Regions from separate parts of the Homo sapiens genome. Here region 2 is linked to region 1. A link is an interaction called in ENCODE POLR2A ChIA-PET data of the cell type or tissue named here. Cell type or tissue: PC-3. All regions are shown on one strand.

Region 1 (2,500 bases):
AAGCTGCCCAAATTTTAACATCCTGCTGTCTTCTCACTAGTAGTTTCCTTGACTATATGCATTGAAAAGTATCTGTTTATAATGGAATTTACCCTCATAGCTACAAATACCTTTAAACCCAGAAGGACATTAGGCAGTAATGTGCAACTTTTAATTTTATAAATAAAGAAACTTCGAAGTCATTAAATGACTTGATCCACATAATGCAGCTCATTAATGTCAGGCAGGGACAGGTTTGAAGCCAGGTCTCCGGACACCCCAGTGGGTACACCTTTTATAGTCTTGGAGCAAGTTGGTGTCATAAAAGCAATTGATTTGCTCTCCTGCTCTTGAACTCCTGTTTTCATTTAGGTACCTGGTAGAATGCTGGGTAATGAGAGAGTCAAACCTTACTTTAACAGAAGAAAAAGATCATGTTCTGAAGCTGTGTGACATAAACAGCAAAGATAGGTGCTTTTCTCCTTTTCCACACTGACTGATTTCCGTTTCAAAAAAGAATATCAAACTTGTTTGAAGATTTCAAATGATTTTTAATAAGCCTAGCAAATTTCAAGCAACTCAATAAAGCGGGATGTGGAGATGCAGGGAACTCATTTGGACCTGGACTTAGAATTCATGAGTCACCCCACCCAAGTGTGCACAAACAGATTCTGTATTTGGGCAAGCAGAAGTGCCTCTGTCTGCAGAATTTCAAATACGTGGAACTCTTCGGGTCTGTGAGAGGATCCACGATGTTCTTCTGGAATGGAGCCAAGCCCTCAAGTTCTTTTGTAGCTATTGCTCAGATGTGTCAGTCAGGCAGGCAAGACGTCTGTGCTGCCATTTTCCAATCCCCCTAGCCTGGGCCCCAGAGAAGTTGTAAGGCTTGTTCTGTGCTGAGGAAGGCACCTGTGGTCATACCTGAGCCATTACCTCAGTTTCAGAAATCTGCCTTGAGAGCATTTATAACCCCCTTGGTAGAGGTTGAGTGGCTTGGGGGCTGGAGTCCAAAGTGACTGGTCTAAGAGAAACCAATGGATTCGTATTGATGTCAGGGTGATGTTGATGGGGAATGGAGTTGGTGTGACTAGGGCCATGGTTTCTGTTCATGGGCTACCCTCTGAGGGGATGGACAAGCGAGGAGCAGGTAAAGCCACAGAATAGCCAACAGTAGATTGCCTGGCACTGAGGTCTGCATGTGTGGGCCCAGTTTGTCAGTTTATCATAAAATCCCATACACTTCAAGATTTGCCCTCTTTCTGGCATCCTCAGTATCTGACATGTTTCAAATCTTAAAAAAAAGGTTAGTTGAGGAAGCTAGCTTTAGGTTAGAACATTTGACAGATTAGCAAATGGAGCCCCAAGTCGAAGAACTGCCATCTGATAAGAAGGAGATAACAGCAGCAAAAGGATCATTCTGAGTCACTCTGGCCGTTCTTTTGAGGCCCAGGAATCCTGCCAGCTTCTAGGGCCCTTGGAGTGTCACTCGGCCACGGGAGGTGTCATTACAGATGTTCATAATGACCTTGAGCATCCATGAAAAGCTGTTACTTGAGGCTCCTTAGTTTTTCAGTCACAGCCAGAGTAATATATAAGACATAAAAATTAATGTGGCTGGGCGTGGTGGCTTACGCCTGTAATCCCAGCACTTTGGGAGGCCAAGGCGGGTGGATCATCTGAGGTCGGGAGTTCGAGACCAGCCTGGCCAACATGGTGAAACCCCATCTCTACTAAAAAGACAAATACAAAAATTAGCCGGGCATGGTGGCATATGCCTGTAATCCCAGCTACTCAGGAGGCTGAGGTAGGAGAATCACTTGAACCTGGGAAGCGGAGGTTGCAATGAGCTGAGATCATGCCACTGCACTCCAGCCCGGGCAACAAGAGTGAAACTCCATCTCAAAAAAAAAAAAGAAGAAATTAATGGAAGTGTTAGGCTCCGTTTTCTTTTTCCCCCCTCCCCTCCCTTTCCTTTTTTCCTCCCTTCCTCCTTCCCCTTTTCTCCCTCCCACCCTCCCTTTCTTCCTTCCTTTTCTCCTTCATTCTTTTTTTTTCTGATGGAGTCTTGCTCTACTGCCCAGGCTTGAGTGCAGTGGCTTGATGAACACAGCTCATTGCAGCCTTGACCTCCCAGGTTCAAACAGTCCTCCCACCTCAGGCTCTTGAGTAGCTGGAACCACAGAAGTACACCACCACACCTGGCTAATTTTTTTTTTTGTGTGTGTGTGTGTGGAGACAGGGTCTCTCTATGTAACCCAGGCTGGTCTTGAACTCCTGGGCCCAAGTAATCCTCCCACCTCAGCCTCACAAAGTGCTGGGATTATAGGTGTGAGCAGCCACACCTGGTCTTCCCCTTTCCCTTTTTCTTTATTGGCTCTTTTTCAAAGGTTAATGTAAGCTTTTTGGAAATTCACATTGTCTTCCTGACAGTTATAGGGCAAAGTAGTATCTACACCCTGGGAACACCTAGCACATCTTTCTTAGAAGCCCTTAGCAGTTGTTCATGAGCTTTGATTTTTTA
Region 2 (2,500 bases), 120 kb before region 1:
GTCACTTTTGTTACAAATCAAGTGAACGTATGTGTATGAGTTTGTTTCTAGATTCTCTAATCTGATTCCTTGGCCTATTTTCATTATCTTTGTGCCAGTACTATACTATTAATGACTAAGCTTTGCATTGAGGTTTCATATTGGGCAGTTTAAGTCGTTCAGCTTTGATTTTCTTCCTCAAGATTGCACAAGAGCTGCATTTATTCAAACAGGTTCATTTTATTTGTTGTTTTATGTTGTCTCACTTTTATCCAGCATCCCAATGTTATTTGACACTGTCCTAGGTTGTAGAGGTCACACAGGCTCTGCCTCTGCCTCTGCCCCGGAGGAGTTTTATGATCATGTTTTGGGACTTAGAAATATCCATGTGTGATTTGGGTATGCTTTGAGGATCTGTATGCTCAGATCCATTAGAAATGGGTAAAGGCAGACCAGATCTGACACCCACACAAGAGAAAGTGACAGCCTGATTTCTGATAGTCTAGAGACTATCAGACTTCTGCCTGTTACAAACAATGAAAATATAAACAGTGGGAAGGCAAACAATGTGATGAATTGTGGTTTTGGTTCCTTAGGTTGACAGGAAAGAGTTTTTTCCTTTTGGGCATGTTAGAGCCTAGATTTTGGATCCTGATGTGAGTGCTGATGAAATCCATTTGGATCCATTAGATCCTGAGAGCACTGAATGTCAGGAGCTGTGGTTGAAGGACCAGAGCAGGGCTTGGCCTTCGCAGTTTAGCTCTTTAAAATGCCATCCTGATTCAGGTTTTCCTTGTTGATTGGCTTATGACTCAATCAGGAGTGAAGTGTGGATTTCCCTATTGCTTCTCTCCCCAACCCCCAGAATGCCTGTCTCAATAATTTAGGATAGATGGGGCATGGCCAGAATGAGAGAAGCATCCAAAGTCATAGAAGCTGGTGGAGAAGGCCCTGGACTACTTTTGTATGCAAAGTAGGGAGGGCCGTTTCTGATGCAGCACAATTAGAATTCTGAATCAGCCAAGGGGGCCGCATCTGGGCAGATTGCTGCTGGGACCTGGAGTGAGGCCAGTGCCAACATATCATTTAAGTTGGCTGTCAACAGACTGTGTAACATTGGGTGAGTCTCACCTGGCCTTTAGTAAGCAGGGATGACTCTCCAGGCATTTACCTATAGACTTCCCTCTTAGGGAGCCATTTCTAATGGTATAAGACCCATTTCTAGGCATTCCATCAGTCATGCAGCTGAGGGGACTTCTTGAAATGGTGTATATACTTATATTTATCTTGTATGTTAATGTCTTTTTACTTCTACTTTTGATTTTTACTTTATGCTCATTGTCATTTAAAATACCGAGTTATAATAATCGGATGGTGAATCGTACCAACTAAGAAAGTGATGTGATCCATAGGTTAGTGGCTAAGGAGTGTTGTTTTCCTGGTGTTTTCTTTATTTTTAGTAAGCATTATGGTTGGTTAGTCTACCCCAAGTGTATGTTGACTCCACAGGCTACTGGAATTGGGGAGTTAGTCTTAAGGTTTTCTTTGACTGTTACTCCTGGGAAAAGGCTTATGAGTTTTCCTTTTGAAATACTGACAGCTCCTTACTGCTAACAGTTGGGACGTTTGCTCTCTTAAAGCAGGAAAGAAGCTTCTGTTTCTGGGGTTGAAATGTGTTTCCCGAGGTTAAGTTGTCCATTTCCCAGGGTGGGAGTGACTTGGGCTACGAGTCATGTCCTCTGGTTCACGCTCACTTTGGGCATGCACTGTCTTGGTATCAGGTCTTTGCTTTGGAATGGTCAGATAGGATAGATTGCCTGAAACTGGGTCTGTGGCCTTGTCCTTTTGAAGGAGTCCACTGATAAAGAACAACAATGATCAGCTTGACTGGTGGTAGTGACGGGAGAAAGGAAGGGGCAGGATTTCTGTTCTCAATGGCTAACAGATTCATTAAGGGGATGGGGTGGGCTATTCCCCTAAAGGCTGGTAATGCAGAGTGGTCCCATCAGAGCTGCATAGCATGAAATCAATCAGAGCTTTTCTTGAGCTGTCACCTGGGCAAGTACTTAGGGCTGATGGAGCGGAGAATTAATCAGGGATTCTCAGGAGGGTAATGCTAAGTCCTCTAATGGGATGCTTAGCATTGGGGCTTGGTGAAGAGATATTGGCTTGTTGATGGGATTCTGTTGACACGGAAGTGATTTTTGAAAACGAGAAGGAGTAATTATCCACTCCTCCCTGCTGAAATTAGAGGGAACCTGTTGGCATTGGCACCAAGGCTCACTGGCTGCTGCTGTCGTTGTGGCACATGTTGCCTCAGTTCTCAGCATCAGCATTCCCATTCCCTGAGAATTCTGCCCTGTCTCTGACAATGACATACTTTCTGTGCTTCCATCTCTTCTGTGGTTGCCTACAAAATCCAGGCTGCCAATCTTCACTTGTATTTTTCTCAGGCCACTTGTTAGCAAGGTTGGCTAGTGTCTTAAATGGTAGGAAAATAATAACACAACCCACTTTACAT

Evidence for each region. Peaks named below come from ENCODE experiments on the same cell type or tissue, not always from the same donor. Only the 100,000 strongest peaks of a DNase experiment are listed, where the experiment ranks them.
Region 2: POLR2A ChIA-PET joins it to region 1 with 6 read pairs; 2 of 35 experiments call an interaction of 5 or more read pairs at or near these places.

What each region holds. Positions count from the first base shown.
Region 1 is chr11:12,875,780-12,878,279 of GRCh38, forward strand. All of the region lies in intron 5 of TEAD1 (TEA domain transcription factor 1), which reads left to right. Among named protein-coding and RNA genes, the nearest start is that of TEAD1-AS1, 46 kb to the right of the region's middle. RefSeq lists an enhancer at 450-950. In PC-3, no CTCF peak of the experiment used is centred here; no DNase peak of the experiment used is centred here.
Region 2 is chr11:12,754,012-12,756,511 of GRCh38, forward strand. All of the region lies in intron 2 of TEAD1 (TEA domain transcription factor 1), which reads left to right. Among named protein-coding and RNA genes, the nearest start is that of TEAD1, 81 kb to the left of the region's middle. RefSeq lists a silencer at 1,591-1,885. In PC-3, no CTCF peak of the experiment used is centred here; no DNase peak of the experiment used is centred here; H3K27ac peaks cover 806 bases.